Linked DNA regions of Homo sapiens: region 2 is linked to region 1. The links are chromatin loops, found by intact Hi-C in ENCODE. Cell type or tissue: MCF 10A. All regions are shown on one strand. Each heading gives the region's core, and the rest is flanking DNA. Links, peaks and the distances in the headings are about the cores only. Region 1 has its middle 160 kb from the start of AIPL1. Region 2 holds the start of LOC124903903 (a long non-coding RNA gene).

The links. Hi-C counts contacts between places; a loop is a spot of excess contacts. Peaks named below come from ENCODE experiments on the same cell type or tissue, not always from the same donor. Only the 100,000 strongest peaks of a DNase experiment are listed, where the experiment ranks them.
Region 2: it touches region 1 in a loop (6-fold over the local background); 2 of 110 quality-filtered maps call a loop at or near these places.

What each region holds. Positions count from the first base shown.
Region 1 is chr17:6,275,128-6,283,949 of GRCh38, reverse strand. No RefSeq gene overlaps it. Among named protein-coding and RNA genes, the nearest start is that of AIPL1, 160 kb to the left of the region's middle. In MCF 10A, for the core only: a CTCF peak has its summit at 4,057 (motif pointing left); a DNase peak (open chromatin) is centred at 4,069.
Region 2 is chr17:5,703,135-5,711,956 of GRCh38, reverse strand. LOC124903903 (a long non-coding RNA gene) reads left to right here and starts at 7,856. Exons shown (of 2, transcript XR_007065592.1): 1 at 7,856-7,940. In MCF 10A, for the core only: CTCF peaks have their summits at 4,910 (motif pointing right) and 6,735 (motif pointing left); a DNase peak (open chromatin) is centred at 4,926.

The DNA.
Region 1 (8,822 bases), core at 1,830-6,829:
TTACAAAGGCTCTCTCTTCTCCTAGGCTGGGGCCAGCAGCTGTTCCTTTGCTTGTTCAGGAAGTAGCTCCAAGGCCACATAACTTCTCTCTGAGTGAGTAGGTAGATTCAGGGCACAAGGTCAGCACTTTAGGGGAGCTGCTAGCAGAAGGGATCCTGGGAGTAGGGGGCAGGGGCAGGGCAAAGAGCCCTTGGACAAGAGTCTGAAAACTTTGGTTTGGGTCCTTTCGGTTGCTTGCTCATGGTATGACCTTGGGAAAGTCACTTCTCTTTTTGGAGCCTCAGTTTTCTCATCTGCAAATTGGGAATGAACATGCTGCTCTGCCAGTCCTCACAGTGGGGCTATTGTGAGGACTGTTGAGATAATGGGACTGGTGAGGCACTACTTTTCCTCTGTACTTTCTTAGCTGAGGGACTTGAGCTGGTCGATACAGCTCTCAGCTTCTTAGTTCCTTTATCTGTGAAATGGGCACAATAAAATGTTGTGGTTTTTTTTTTTTTTTTTTTTGCTGGTTTGTCATGAGGTTTTTTTTGTTTTGTTTTGTTTTGTTTGTTTGTTTGTTTTGAGATGGAGTCTCGCTCTGTCACCCAGGCTGGAGTGCAGTTGTGCCATCTTGGCTCACTGCAAGCTCCGCCTCCCAGATTCATGCCATTCTCCTGCCTCAGCCTCCGGAGTAGCTGGGACTACAGGCACGCACCACCGTGCTTGGCTAATTTTTTTGTATTTTTATTAGAGACGGGGTTTCAACATGTTAGCCAGGATGGTCTCCATCTCCTGACCTTGTGATACACCTGCCTTGGCCTCCCAAAGTGCTGGGATTACAGGCGTGAGCCACTGCACCCGGCCTGTCATGAGGTTTAAAGGATCCTTTAGCTTCAAATGACAAAAACCATCTCTAATGAGTTTGAGCAACAAGGAAAATTGTTGTAATCAGCAGGGGTTTTTGGCACCTTCCAGACCACCCCACCCTTGATGTGACTTGGCTCCAAAACTCTCTGTTCAACATTTAAAGCTCACCTGGGGTCAAATGTTCCTGTCTGGACCAATGGGCTCTAGCCAGGAAGACAGAGTCAGGCCAAAGACACATGGCTTCTGTGAATCTACCCGCATGGCAGGGTAGACAGCCGTGTGCTGCTCATCTCCCAGAGCTCTGTGGACCAGTGCCTGGTGGCCTGCAGAGAATGGTGGTGGCCACTATCACCACGGTGACTGTTATGATAAAGAAAGGAGAGCCCAAAGTTATTCCCATCCTGAGGCTGCCCTCCAGAGGAGTTGTAGGGGCCTTTGGTGACAGTTCCAGGTATCTGTTTCTCCTCCATTGTCCAGGCCCTTGTCCTGCAGTCTCACAGCCAGGTCCTAAGGGCAGCTTGTGGTTTACTCAAGGTTCTCAGGGACATAGGACACTGACAGTCCACCTCTATGCTTATTTGCAGCACATGGGAGAGGCTGGAGAGGGGCACACCTCACAGGCGCAGTATATATCAGTCTGTAAGGCACTGTATCAGATCTTCATTCATTTTGATTTTGTTCCTCAGGCATTTTTAACTTTCACTAGTGATTAAAACTTTGAACCTTCCCAATGCCACAAAACCATTACAAGACAAGGCCAAGACTTTAACACACACCTTTTGATTCCTGATTCCCAGGCCAGGGTTCGGAGGTAGAAGTTGCTTGTCTGGTCAGAGAGAGAAGGCTCACATATGCAACAGCTGCAAAACTCCAAAGGATTGCTGCTCATTTATCCCCATACTTTCTCTGCTGCCTGTCCCTCCCTGCATCTATTCAGCCTTCCATTTACCCATCTATCTATCTATCCATCCATCCATCCATCCATCCAGTCATCCATCCATTCATCACAAAATTAGACCATCTGACCCTGTGCTGAGAAATCAGGAGAGAAAGATGAATCAGTGTGGTCTCTGCTATCAAGGAGATGCACAGGTGAACAGACAAATCAGAGCACAGGATAGAGTCACAAGCTGATAGAGGGTGGCACTGAGGCAGAGGAAGAACATGGAAGCCTGGAAGGATTGATGGAAGAGGTAACACTTTGTGCTGGAGGCATCGAAGAGCCACTAAAGTGTTTTAAGAACGGAAGCTGATATGGTCAACTTTGTGTTTTATGGTGGGAGAAGGAACAGGACGAATTGGGGTAGGATATGGTGAACTCTACTATTGTGCTTAACCATTCACTCCCTCTTCCTGTAAGCAGGCTATATTTCCTTACCCATTCCTCTATGACTTGCAATGTTTCCATAGGTATTTGATGCCAGGCTGATCTTGTGATCTGTTTTGGCCAATTAAATGAGAGTAGAGTGACATACACCAATTCTGACCAGAAGCTTTAAAAGGCTGTGTTAGTTATCTACTGCTGCATAATGAATTACCCTTAAACATAGTGGCCCAACACAATAAATATTTATTATCTCACACAGTTTCTCTGGGAAAGGAGTCTAGGAGGAGCATTGCCGGTTGGTTCTGGCTCAGTCACCCTTGAGGTTTCAGCCAAGATATCAGTTGGGCCACAGTCATCCGAAGACTTGACTGGGGCTGGAGGATCTGCTTCCAAGGTGGCTCCCTCACATAGCCAGTAGTGCTGGCTGTTGGCAGGAGGCCTCCGTCCCTCACCACAACGTCTCCTCCATAAAGATGCCGAGTGTCCTAGTGACATGGCAGCTGGCCTGCCCCAGAGCAGTGCTCCAAGATCCAAGAATGAGCCACAGTGCTTTTATGACCTATTTTCAGAGACTACACACCAGCAGTTCTGCTATGGGCTGGTAATTATAAGTGGGTCACTAACTCCAACTTATACTCAAGGGGAGGAGAATTAAACTCCACCTCTCGAAGCAAGGAGTATAAAAACATTTGTAAAAAAGATTTTAAAACCACCACAGAGGCATTGCATTTTTGTGCTGCTCTCTCGCCTTTTCTTGCTAGGAAAATGGCATGTCTCAGACAGAGACTGTTGCTCCAGCCTGAATCCTGGATCCCGCCAGTGCAGGAGAGTTGCAACTAGATCTTGCTGTTGCAAGATTCTGAAACTGAGAGGTTGTTTGTTACTGCAGCATAACCAAGTGAAAACTGCCTGCTACAAGGTAGTAGGTCTGAAGTCAGGGAGACTGGCTGAGAAGATGGGATTTGGCCTAAGGCAGGGGAAGGGGACTTGGAAGGTGGAGTGGAGAGGGCTTTGGTGACTGATGTACCACGGGGAGAGGAAGTTGCCAAGAGAACTCCAGGAATACTTGCCTGATTGTATGGGGCTTACTCTGAAGGAAGCAGGATATTTTTTAAAAAAGACTAGAGAGCCCCCCTGGAGCAACTAGAAGAGGCTTCATGGAGGGGGAATCTGGTGGGAGGGGTTCTTCAAGGCTGGACTGGGTTGGGTGATCTACTGCCAGATAGTCTGCTGCAGCCTGGACAAGCTGAGCTCTGGCTTGGCTGGGGATGATGTTCCCAGGATTCATTCAGTCATTGACTCAAAAACTAACATTTATTGAGTACCTACTATGTGTTAGGAACATTTCTAAACTTTGGAAATATTAAGATAATCAGAGAAAAAGCTATAGCTGTCAAGAAGTTTAAAGTCTGGTAGGCTGAGTGTGGGTGGCTCACGCCTGTAATGCCTGCACTTTGGGAGGCTGAAGCGGGCGGATCACGACGTCAGGAGATCGAGACCAGCCTAGGAAACATGGTGAAACCCCATCTCTACTAAAATGCAAAAAACTAGCTGGGCATGGCAGCAGGAGCCTATAGTCCCAGCTACTCGGGAGCCTGAGGCAGGAGAATAGCTTGAACCCGGGAGGCGGAGGTTGCAGTGAGCTGAGATTGCACCACTGCACTCCAGCCTGGTGACAGAGCAAAACTCCATCTCACAAAAAAAAAAAAAAAAAAAAAGGAAAAAGAAAAAGAAAAAGAAAAAGAAAAGAAAAAGTCTGGTAGATGGGAGAGGCAATAAACAAGTAACTAGTGTTGGGATCTCCCTTATCTCCTGACCACTGTCTGTTCCACTAGGCGGGGATCTTTCTCCACCTTTCTCTGCCAGGACATCTGCAGGAACCTTTCTGGCACCACCCAGTGGCTCACCTGGCGGCTGTGATCTGAGTTTGGCCTGACAGGTGAACTTCCTTCCCCGTGCCCCGACTCGCCCATCTTTGTGTGTCAGCCTTGTCACGTGTTTCTGCACTGACCGTGCCTTGTGTGGATGGAGGTGTTACAGGTAAAGGCAACCTTGAAAGCAGTCCAGGGAGGACCATGCTTTTGGAAGCAAAATGTTTTGGCACCAGGGCCTGGTGTTCTCCATGTCTGACGCGTGACCTTCACGCTCCCAGTGACGACTGCTGTGCTGTTACCACAAAATCCAATTTCAAATGATATTTATTTTAGTATCATTGTCTCCATCTCTGTCTAATTTTATTCCTATAGTTTCTTCATGCTTCCATTGACAACATCGCTGTTCTCCAAGATGGTCATAAAATAGAGTCAAGGTACATCAGATTTCCTTCCCAGGGGTGATAAGTGCAGTAGAACAGAAATTCCTTTACTAAAGGAAAACATGTTTTCATTTTTATTGTTGAAGAATATATGCAAAATTTCCATGACACAAGATACTTGTTATTAGCCAGTAACTTTTATTATGAGTTTTTTTTTTCTTTCTTAGCAAAGTAGAAACTAATACAAGTGTTTCCCAAGGTTGGACAAAGACCGATCAGACAGAGGTCAAGGGAAGATTTGTCATTAATTTGACTCTGGCTGGGCAAAAGGAGGATGTTTCTGGAAGTTCATTCCTTTGTGTGGTGTCCAGAGCCCAAGTCCTAATCGAGGCTCCACCACTGACTAGCTGCAGGATCTTGGGCAATTCCATTGCCTGGTCTGAGCCTCAGTTTCTCTCCTATAAAATGAGGGCCTCCTGCAAATAGACACACTCAGACATTGCTGGTAGTAGTGAGAATTAGCACAGCCACTTTGCAGAGGAGTTTGGCAATATCCAGCCACACTGAAAATGCAACGAAAGCTAAGACCAGCAATTCCACATCTAGGTTTCCACCTTAGAGAAACCCCCCCAGGGGTGTGCAAGGGTATTTACTGCAGCACTAATTAATGACAAAAAAAAAAAGGGAAACAACTTAGATTTCAGGCAATCAGAGGAGTAACTGAATAAAATGGAGTCTATTCATAAAATAAAATTAAAAGCAATTAAAGGAATGTGCTAGATTCACGCAGCAATATGGATAAATCTCAAGACGATCATGTTGAATGAGAAGAGTGTGTTGCAGAAAGCAGAGAAGAAGGTTATGTTGAAATTCTACCCCTTATGCTGATCAACACACACGAAGCAATACTACGAATTATCAGGGGTTTCTGTGTCTATGCCAAAGTTTAAAAATGGAACCAGAGAAGTGCACATTTAATTCATGATCATGTTTGCCTTGGCAGGATGAAAGAAAATAGAATTAGGAATGAGGAAGAAAGAGACTTTGAGTCTGGCTGTCATGTCATAATACATATGTGATTTAAATTTTATAAATTTCTAAAAAGGAAGACAAAGCAAGTAACATGAACAAATTGTCAGTTCTGCATGGTGGATAAGTAGGTGCATATGGGGTGCTGATTTTATGTTTTTCCTGTATCTTTAAAATTTCTCAACAAAATTAAAAATGAAAGCATATGCATAAAAATAAGCTGGAGGCCGGGCACTGTGGCTCACGCCTGTAATCCCAGCAGTTTGGGAGGCCGAGGCAGGTGGATCACTTGAGGTCAGGAGTTCAAGATCAGCCTGGCCAACGTGATGAAACCCCATCTCTACTAAAAATACAAAAATTAGCTGGGCCTGGTGGTGTGCATCTGTAATCCCAGCTACTCGGGAGGCTGAGGCAGGAGAGTTGCTTGAACCTGGGAGGCGGAGGTTGCAGTGAGCCGAGATTGCACCAATGCACTCCAGCCTGGGTGACAGAGTGAAACTCTGAAAAAAAAAAAAATCCCTGGAAAGGGCTCATTAGAAGGAAAAAGGTGATTCAGTCCTTTGGTCCCAACTTGTTGGGCCTCTAGGGCTAAAGAGTGTGGACTGAGGGTTCCACATCTCTTGGGATTCCCACCCTGGGAAACTCTACCCACAGTAGCTCTTACTCATCAGCCCAAACCAGGGAAGCCTGTGAGCAGTTGGTGTTGCTAAAATGTGGTATGTGAACAGGAGAAGGTGGGAATATAACAGGAAAAGGAGGCCAAGGAGCCACTCACGAGAGACTGGGGTGGCAGATGGAGCAATCAGGGTTGAAAGCACCTTTGGAGTTTTCCAGGGTGACAGAGGTAATGGGGAGGAAACACTCTAAGATGTGAGTGTGGTGCAAGTGAATGAACAAAGATGTGATGGACATGGGCTTTAGGGAGCAGGAAGCCGGCTCAGAGCAGCTAGAGAATGGAGTGGGTGCGGAAGGAGGTGAAGCTGGAGGTGCGTGTTTGGGCCAGATTATGCAAAAGCTGTGAGTACCGTGCCCAGCAGGGAGGACTCTATGCTAAGGGGCCAGGGAAGCAGCAGGCCTTGTAAGCCACCCTCTGGCAGCTGGCAAGGAGGCTGGGATGGAGAGGAGGCCCTGGAGGCAGGGGGTGTGGGAAGGTCCCACTGTCCAGGTGAGCATCCATGGGCAAGGCTGTTCTGAATTGCAGCAGTGCCAGTGAGGAGGAGGAGTGAAACTGGCTGGCAGGCACGACTGCAGTAATTACAAACACCTGCTTTTGGGCAGGCCCACAGCTTAGCACTTCACACAAGTGGATTTTTAAAATCCCAATATCCCTAGGAGGTAAGTATCACGTCCATCATCTCCATTTTACAGATGAGGAAAGGGAGGCCAAGGGAAGTTAAGAAGCTTGTGTGGGGCTCCACCACCAGACAGTGGCAGAGCCAGGCTTTTCACCCAAGCGGTCTCCATTGGAGGCCAAGACTGGACCACTGCATTGTGCTACCTCTAGGATAAACTCTGGGTAGAAACGTTGAAGCCCCCTTTGGGAAAAGATCAACTAATAAGGAGGTGATGGTGACCTGGCGCCCTCTAGCCTTTGAAGGAGACTTTACCATTTCCAAGGGGCTTTCATCCCAGCCTTGGTTCCAAAACCACTCTATGAGGTGCACAAGGCAGGTATCAGAATTCCTATTTTAGAGACAAGAAAACTGAGTCTTAGGTGGATTAAGGGACTCGACAAGCCCCCAGCTAGTGACCCCACTGTGCAGCCTGTCGATCTTCCAGCCTCTGGAATGGTCATCCATGCCCACTTCGGGCTGATCTTACACTGCTGTCACTTTAGGTTGGTCCTGAACTGTTGTCTCTTCCCCTCCTTTGCCTTGAAGCATCACAGAAGGCCTCGTGGTGTCTTTGTTTGTTTGTTTTTTTGTTTATTTATTTATTTATTTATTTATTTATTTATTTATTTATTTGAGATGGAGTCTCACTCTGTTGCCCAGGCGGGAGTTCAATGGCACGGTCTCGGTTCACTGCAAACTTTGCCTCCTGGATTCAAGTGATTCTCCTGCCTCAGCCTCCCGAGCAGCTGGGACTACAGGCGCATGCCACCACGCCCGGCTAATTTTTGTGTTTTTAGCAGAGACGGGGTTTCATTATGTTGGCAAGGCTGGTCTTGAACTCCTGACCTCATGATCTACCCGCCTTGGCCTCCCAAAGTGCTGGGATTACAGACATGAGTCACCGTTCCCAGCCCACAGTGTCTTCTTGACTCTACCTTGTCCTGGTGCCCTTCGCATCCCTGGTTTCACAGGAACGCCCTCCTGAGCACACACAGATCCCCTGGAGCCTTCTACTGTCTCCTCGCAGATACCTATTGATTAAAGCGCCAATCAGGCCTTTTGTTGGCCTCTGAGGCCATCTTTCCTCCAGGAGGCCCAATAGAGCAGTGCTTGTGGATATTTTTATGGGTCATGTTTTAAAAATTACATCCAAATTAAATTTGTGCTGATTTAATTAGAATATGGAAGCTGAGGGATTTCTTTATTGCTCTTCCTGCTGGGTCCTGGGCAAATGGCTTCTCTCTGGAAACTGCTGTGCTCACCACGAACAGATGTGGGGCAGGCTGGGCCATCCCTTGTCTGCCTGTAGATTAAATACCCTTAGGAAGTAGAAGGTCAAAACTGGAAGTGTCCTTGAGACCATCAAGTCCTCGTCCTTCCTTGCACAGAAGACAGGCTGAGCCCCAGAGATGGGCAACAAGCCACTTAAGGTCACATAGACAGGGCCAGATGGCCTTAACAATTCTGGCATCTCCTAGGAGCCTCTGTCCAGAGAAGAGGGTTGTCTGGTGAATAAGAATCTCTCCTTGGATGCTGTGAGGCACAGCAGAGCTGGAAGTCAAGGCCTCAGGAACGGCTTGAGGCTCAAGAGACCCCCAAGTAGCAACACCCCTAGATATGGCTTTAGGCACCATGCTTTCAGGGCTCTACCTCTCCAGCTCTCAGGTCTGCCTTCTCCTGAGCTGTTTTTAGCCTTAGGCTTTACTGGAAGCAGGACTAGCGTAGCAGCAGCAGACTTTATAACCTCTCATCTTGAAATATTTGGGCAAAAGGACTTTTTTTTTTTTTTGAGACAGAGTCTTGCTCTGTCGCCCAGGCTAGAATGCAGTGGCACGATCTCGGCTCACTGCAACCCCTGCCTCCCAGGTTCAAGCAATTATCCTGCCTCAGCCTCTGGAGTAGCTGGGACTACAGGTGCATGCCACTATGCCCGGCTAATTTTTGTATTTTTAATAGAGACAGGGTTTCACAATGTTGGCCAGGCTGCTCTGGAACTCCTAACCCATGATCCATCTGCCTCCCAAAGTGC
Region 2 (8,822 bases), core at 2,018-7,017, 570 kb after region 1:
CTACCTGGGATTCCCACTAAATTCCAAGCTCCAAGAGGACAAGCAATGTGTCTATAGCCCATTCACTGCTGTCTCCCCAGCAGCAATAACAGTGCCTAAGATATAGTGTCTCCCATGTCTTTTTGGTACCCAAACCAGGACTTTGCACACAGAAGAGGAAAAAGGAGGAATTGACTCATATTGACAAGTAACATAAAAAAATTATTTCTCACCTCCATCCATCAACTTCGACAGTACATGAAACCAGTCAGTATGTGAGTCAGAAATTAGGCAGAGGTGACGCTGGGATCCAGATTCAGTTGTGAGTTGTGTGGTGGGATCCGTTTCAGGCCCTGGGATTATCAAAGGCATCCCTGCGGAGCCATCCGCTCATTAAACAGACCGTAGGGAGAGTCAGGCATTTTCTTCAGAAATCCCACCCTCTGTGGTAGTTAATTAGTCTTAGCTTAAGGTAATTGGCTTTTCTCCTCAGGGCAATATTATCTGAGACCTAAACTAGCACCAGCTGCCCAGGAGCCAGCAGCCGCTCCAAGACTCCAGTGTCTTTCCAGAGGTAGGTGGGGAAGAAGCCGAAAGAGAGAGTTTCTTCAGATCACAGAGGGAAGAGAGATTGGGATTTCACAGAACATTTTCCAAAACATGAAGGGAAAGAAAGTCAAACAAAGCAATAGCTTGGCAACAGATGGTGAGCAATATCAGTTGGGAAAATCTCTTTTGGGGTTGAAAGGAAAAACTGCAGAGATGCCTCTATCAAGGGTGTCACTGACTCCCACCTGCCTGGGACGTCTTTATTTTCTAGCCTAAAATGTTTCATCTGAGGGAAGATCAAATCCAAAGAGCTGTCTCGCACCTTTCATCTGAACCAGCATGAACATGTCTCAGAAGGCACAGAAATGAAAGCTCAATAGAGTCTTAGCTCAGTCACCATTCAGGACCAACGTTAGGAAGCAGGGTGCTGGGGATGGGGTTGCTGGTTTCCATCATAGACACTTCAGAGCTGCACCATGAGTTTTGACAAGGGCAGAGGGTGGTCGGCCTCCTCATGGCAGGCCAGGATCGGGAGGACTATTGCCCAGACACAGATCCACATCACAGAAGTTACCAGAGGACAACCACAAACTGTCTCCACCTATGCAAGGTTTTCCCAAACCTCTGCCAAGCATGGGTCACCTAAGCCATATGACATCATGTACCTCTTCCTAAGATGTATTGAGAATGGCAAAACATCACTTCTGTGGTATGCATGAGAAAATACCAGACAAACCCAAGTTAAGTGATGATCTACAAAATAACTGGCCAGTTCTCTTCAAACTTATCAAGATCATGAAAGATAAAGACATAAGAACTGTCACAATGTGGGGGAAATTAAATAGCTGGGACTACTGTATTAGTCCACTCTCACACTGTTACAAAGAAATATCTGAGACTGGGTGATTTATAAAGAAAAGAGGTTAATTGGCTCATGGTTCTGCAGGCTGTACAGGAAGCATGGCTGGGGGGTCTCAAGAAACTTACAATATAGTAGAAGGTGAAGGGGAAACAGGCACATCTTCACATGGCCAGAGGAGGAGGAACAGAGAGGAGGAGGAGGTGCTGCACAGTTTTAAACAACCAGATCTCATGAGAACTCTATCACAAGAACAGCACCAAAGGGGGAAATCCACCCCATGATCCAATTACCTCCCACTAGGCCCACCTCAAACACTGGGGATTGCAATTCGACATGAGATTTGAGTGTAGACCTATCAATCAAACCATATCAACTAGTAAAGGCAATGTGGGATCTTGGATTAGATCTGGACAAGAAAAAGGACACTAGTGGGAAAACTGGCAAAATTCAAATAAGGTCTGTAGATTAGTCAAGAGTATCAAATCGATGTTAATTTTCTGGTTTCCATAATTGTCCTGCGGTTATGTAAGGTGTTAGCACTGGTGGAAGCAGAGTGAAGGGAATATAGGAAGCCCTGTACCATTTTTGCCACCCTTCTGTATGTCTAACATTACTTCCAAAAAAAAAGTAAATAAATCTGAGCACAAGCTTTTTGTAATGAAATAAATTTATTTTCAAAGGAAATTTGCAATCACTCTCCAACAAAGAAAAATCAGGAACATTAGCCAGTAAATAAAATTAACTGGTAAAAAATGAATACAGTGATTACCAGGAAATGAGGATTGGTCAAAGGATACAACATGTTAGTTAAATACGAGGAATGAGTTCAAGAGGTCTATTGTACAACATAGTGACCATAAGTATGTATTGTATTCTTGAAAATTATGCTAAGACAGTAGATTTTAAGTGTTCTTACCATAAAAAAATGGTAAGGATGTGAAGTAATGCGTATGTTAAATAACTCAATTTAGTCATTCCACCACATATACATTTCAAAACATCACATTGTACATGATAAATATATTTAGTTTTTATTTGTCCATTAAAAACAAATTAATTTTTTTTAATGAATCCAGTGAAAGCTAAGTACTACTGCCCACCGAAGGCTCTGAGTTCAAGGGAAAATTAGCAACTGCTAGAGAAGTGTTAAAATACATCAGCATCCAGCTGGGACTTTCTCCCTGATGGAATCAGAGGAGCAGTAGAGATTTGGAAAGTGAATCATTTTATCACTGCGTGATTCATTGTTCATTAGTATCTTTTCTGTGTACCTTTTAAAAATCGTCTCTGGTACCACCTAAAATCACATACCACTCTGGGAAAACACTGCTTTTTGAAACCTCATGGTGAGGTTTGAAGACTGTGGGGCTGTAGAACAAGAATCAGAACTTCTGCTGCAGTAAAGAGGCATCCTCAAAGTAATATCCCTATTGTGGGGAAACAACAGTTGTCATATACGGATGGTGAGAGTGTAAATTGGTTCAACAGTTTTGAACATACTCTTTGACCTGGTAATTTCTCCTTCCAGGTACTTGTCCTGCAATATAATTATGAGTCATTACAATATTGTTGTACAAGTTGAGCATCCCAAATCCAAAATCATCATTTAATGCTTCAAAATTCAAAACTTTTTGAGTACCAACATGACACTCAAAGGTAAATGCTCATTGAAATATTTCAGATTTCAGATTTCTGGATTAGGGATGCTCAACTAGTAAGTACATAATGCAAACATTCCAAAATCCAAAAAAATCTGAACTCCAAAACATTTCTGGTCCTAAGCATCAGATAAGGGATATTCAACCTATAATAGGAAAAGACAGAAGCAACCTACCCATCCATCAATAAGGAACATACTATAAGATGGAATATTATACAGCCATTAAAATTGAGAGACATGTACATGTACCAATACAGAGCAATTTCCAATACACATTATGTGAAGAAAGCAAGGTGCACAATATTGTATATATGTTCCCATACAGTTTAGAAAAAAAGTAAACATATATATTGTATCAGTTAGCAATTGCTACATGACAAACATCCCCAAAACTCAATGACATACAACAATAAGCATTATTTTCAGGCTCAAAGGTGTGCAGTCAGTTGGGACAGTTTTCTTTTTCTTCTACACTCCCACAGATAGGCTGGAGTGGCTCCAATCCACAGCTCTCATTCTTCTGGGATCAGCCAGCTAGCTAGGGCTTATTCCTCTCATGGTCATGGCAGAAGCACTAGAGGAGATTTCTACCAACTATATTTCAAATCTTTGTTCATGTCACACTGGTTCATATCCCATTAGCCAGAGTAAGTCATGGCCAAGTCCAATACCAATGGGGCCAGGGAGCATTTTCCTGGGAGGAAGAGAAGGAAAGTGGATATTTGCTGAACGGATATTTCTAAAAGTCCTAAAAATCATCTAAGTGAGATAGATAGATGGATGTATAAATACTTGAGATGTCACTCTTTGCACATATATATTGGACATATGGAAAGTCTCTAAGGAAGCGCACACAAGGAGTAATAATAGGTTGTATCTAGAGAGAAGAAGTGGGAGACAGGTAGGAAGGGAAGCTTATCTTTCATCATCTTTTTGTGAGATTTGATTTCTGGTATAATTTGCATATATCATGTTTTGCAAAAGAAAATCAAACACCACCTTTTCATCCACAAGGCATTTCCATATTGATTCTCTTCTTTGACACTCACACTGGAGTGAGGCATAAGGCAGGCAGAAGAGGGAGCTGACCCCACTTTGTGGATGAGAAGAAAACCAAGATCCAGCCAGGGAAGCCAACTTGCCATAGACCGGACAGCTAAAACAGGGCCAGGCCAGGGCTTGGACCCAGATCTGTCTTACACTGCAGACCCAAAGCGTCGCACAGCACCATGCGTCTTGCTGCATGGGCCACTGACCAGGGCAGGGTCCCCCTGTGGACCGCCATAGGGGTAAAACCCCTCAGGCCCAATGCACACCACAAGGGAGAGACTAAATGTGGACAGCCCTCAGAGATTGCTTTGTCCAACCAGGTCCTTTTTTTTTTTTTTTTTTTTTGAGACAGGGTCTCACTCTGTTGCCCAGGCTGGAGTACAGTAGCACGATCTCAGCTCACTGCAACCTCTGCCTCCTGGATTGAAGCAATCCTCCTGCCTCAGCTTCCCTAGTAGCTGGAACCACAGGTGCCCACCACCAAGCCTTGCTAATTTTTGTATTTTTTAGTAGAGACAAGGTTTCACCATGTTGGCCAGGCTGGTCTCGAACTCCTGACCTCAGGTGATCTGCCCGTCTCGGCCTCCCAAAGTGCTGGGATTACAGACAACCAGATCATTTTACAGATAGGCAAAGAAAGGCCAGAATCACAAAGCATGGCCCTTCCTCTCCCTGAATGTCCATCTCCCCATTGGCTCAGATAAGACCTTAACATCCACCTGAGAGGGTTGATGGAAGGAAAGCATTTTGCAGCCCAGGGAGTGTGAAGCATGATTTCAGGAACTGGCTTGCCCCACATTCATTCCCCACAGGACCGCCAGGAGGCAGCACCTTCTCCCTTTCTCTGGCTCAGGAATATGTAAACTGACCAACGCTAGAGCAGCTGGGTTCTCATGAGAGCCAAAGCACTGCTTTCAAGAAAAGCCAAAGGGCTTTGAGCCACTCATGCCTCAGAGAGCAGGTTGTTCTGCAATCGTGCATGTTAGTTTTGTAAGCAAATATGTCAGAGAATTGTTCTGCAGCGGATTTCATGCCTGAACCGGGATTGGGTTTATGTGGCCTCCTTTGCAGCTCAACACATAAATCGCTCCCTTACAAAAGCTCTGTCCCTGCGGGAAGGGCCTAGGTGGCTGCAGCACTAAAAACCTCCTCCTCCCTCTCCCACCCCAGATGGGTTTTCCTTGTGAGTCTCCTTCCCCACGGTGTCCCAGGAGGACAGCATCCTCTCTTGTCTGAGTGCCCTCCTCTCCCTTTGTCATCATCAGGCCCCACACCTGCTCAGAAGGCAGCAAAGAAGCAGGTAGGAGGAAACAAACCAAGGCACCAGATGCTGGTAAAGTAAGTGGGGCCCGTGGAGTCCCACTTAAGCCATTTTCAACTTTGCATCAAATGGAAATTTCTGCAAGCCGCACTGAAAGCTCCTACAATGACTAATGTCGCCAAGCAAGCTCTAGGAACGAATAGATGCTAATTATTTTGTGGAAGCCGAGACAAGTAGAGAATTTAAACAGAGGGCCTCACTAAGCAGATGGTGGGAAGTCTGAAGGCCCAGAAAGGCAGGCCTGCCCTGAGCACCGCCGCGCAATTGCTTAGCTCAGGGACCAGCTTGAAGTCCCTAGGTCGGCCAAGGTACCCCTCTGCCCAGCTCCCCATATGGCCTCCCAGCACTGGGCCCCCACTGGCTTTGCAGCTGGCCAAAGCTGGGCTTCTGGAGCTTCCTTCATAATGCAGGAAGGCCGGGAGGCTGGCATGAAGGTGAGCAACACCCAGGAGCTCATCAGGGAACCCCATCATTGACATCCCAGGGCTTTGGGAATAAGGTGTTTAATGCCACTTTTAAGCCTACCCCCTGCCCCCAGGAAGAAGAGGCACAGAAGAAGAGGTGTGTTTTCTTTTCCAAGATACACTGAAAAGGGCTTAAAACCAGAGAAGCAATGGGCTCAGCATCCCACCTTCCTCAGCCCAAACTGACCACAGGAATCCTGGCCGGGGCCTAGGTTCTCCCTCCCAGAAGTGATCCTCCCAGGCTAGGAGGTTGGAATCTGGCCATTTTCCACCCTAGCCCGCTGAACAACTGAACATGGCTAGCTTGTTCCTCTGTGGCCTCAGCCCAGGCCATTGTCTTCCTGGAATGCTCACCCTTAACCCTCTAATCACCTCCTACTGGACCTTCAGTATTCCCGGGTCACCTCCTCCCGACCCTCTCCTTGAGCCCCTCCCCTCCTGGCTGGGATCACCCAGTCCCCTGTGCTTGGCCTGCACTGCACTCGCTGCCCTGAAGTGTAAAGTGACTTTGAGTCCCTGGAGGACAGGGCCTGGCCTGGGGTCAGCATTCGGGAAACTACCTCCCTGGAGGTGAGCTGGCACCTGGAGAGCAAGGTCAGAGCCAGCCTCCCTCCAGATGGGAGCTAGCACGACCCCACACCCCACAGAGATAGTGGCAGCTCATTAAGAAGACGCAGGAGGTGGCAGGGAGCGGGGATGCTCTCAACTTCCCACTCCCTTTCATCTACTCAAGAGGCTTCGTCCCAAAGCAGTTGCAGAAGCCACAGAGAAGAGTGCTGCAGGGGCAAAGGAATTGCAAAAATCCCCAAGAACATGGAACCCACCCATCCTGCCCCCTGCAGGAGAGTTGGGGAAGGATAGCCAAAGGCAGAGCCAGACCAGGGCCACGTCCCCTGATTTCTAGTGCCAGGCCCTCTTGCCCACTCACAGACAAACTGACAATATTAATGGCAGAGGCACTCACATTAGGGCTCACTGTGTGCTTTACACGGGTTAACTCATTTAATCCTCTCATGTATATGGGAGTATATATATGCAGAATGTCACGACTGTTACAAAGACAGGTTGAGGCCAGATGGACCACCCCCCTGCCATCCCATATTCATATTTGTAACCCAAATGATACATATGAGGTCACAGCATCAATCCTCTCAATGCCTCAAGAGGCTAGAAACTATCACCATGAGTTGGTTATAAATAAGGAAACTGCGGCACAGAAGGGTTAGCTCATTTATCCAGGGTCACACAGCTCATAAGTTGCAGAGCTGGGATTTGAACTGTGGCTGCAGAGCCCACATGACTAAACAGGCATTCTTCCATCCACACCCTGACATGGAACAATGCCAGTGTACTCAGCTGATGCTTTGGGAGTCCTTACCCAACAGGACCTTCCTCGATCCAGAAGAGGATGCCCAAGAGTGGAGGTCAACTTTCTGGGGAAAGGACTAACTCCGATGTGTTTTCTGAATAGCACCCACTCGGTCATCTCTGTGGAGTATATATATTGACATATATCTCATATATATGTTAGACAGACAGACAGATAGATCAGCCATATCCATTATTTCTCATCACTAATCTATTGCCTGGTTCATTTCAAATGATTAAAGCATCCTGGGTTTTCCCTGCAAGTTGTGATACCTGGTGCAGAGAAAGCCCAGTGGACACTTCAAGGAAGAAGACCTGAATTCTGGTACTAACTCTGCTTATCTCATTAGCTGTGTGACCCTGGACAACATGGTGAACCTCTCTGAGCCAGTGCCTGATTACTCAGCAGTGTACGGAGATGTAATACCTTCCCTCCTATAGCACCATGCTAGGCACCAAAAACTGGGAGATGAGCAGAGCGTAGGCCCCATGCTGCTCCAAGGCTAGCAGCCAAGGGAGACAAGGACAAAAGCCATCACAGTGTCTGGCCAAAGTGAGGACACAAAGACAGGAGTGCTCAGACTGCATCAGAGGGGACAAGGAAAAGACATCATGAAGCTGGAGAACCCTGAATGGAGACTTGGAAGACAAGTTGGAGGTCTCCAGAGTGGAAGGGCTTGCAGGCAGGTAGGGCAGCCTAAGCAAGGCAGGCATGAGGCAGATGTGCATGGAGAAGGGGGAGTGGTTCTTAGGGGAGCTCTGGATATGAGGGGGTGGGATGGAGGACGGCAAGTGAGACGAGGGCTGCAAAGCCACTTTGTAACATGAGAGCTGGAAAGGCCCTTGGAGGACATCCACCCACAGGCTGCAAACTCACATACCTCCAGGGCTTAGGCAAGTGATAGCAATAAGTGAACTGGGCCAGGTGTGAGACAGTAGGAAGGGGTGGGGTGCATGGCAATTAGAAGGTAGGACCTGCCTAAAGGTACCCAATTTTTGACCTTCGTGAAACATGTCTGCAAGATGAATTTGAGCTTATAAACTCCTGCTCCATTCTGATCTTTTCACTATGCAGAATGCCATGACTGTTACAAAGACAGGTTGAGGCAGCTGAACCATCCCCCTACTATCCCATATTCATATTTGTAACCCAAATGACACATATGAAGTCACAGCATCAAGCCCCAAGACTGTTTCCCCTAGTTCCCTCCCTCTGTCTTCCTCTCTCAGTCTCAATTTCCACTGGGATCCTGGTCTCCAGCACAACACCCTGTTCTTCCCACACTTTCTGCTGTTGCCACTGAGCCAAGTCTGCTGCCCACTTCTCCACTGCCCCAGGCGCAGATCCCCCGGGATGCTCCCCTGTTCTTGCTCCATAATCGCCACTGCAGAGTGGCTGCAGACACGCTCCCTCACCACTAACTTCATACACCTAGATGGGCTCCCCAAGGGTTGCTTGGGCCCTTGGGAGTTATAGCTCTCTTTTTGACAATAGCAACTCTTCCCAGAGTAAACACAAGTTGCCATGGCGATTGGGTCAACAGGTAGCAAGGGAGGACTTTCAAGCAG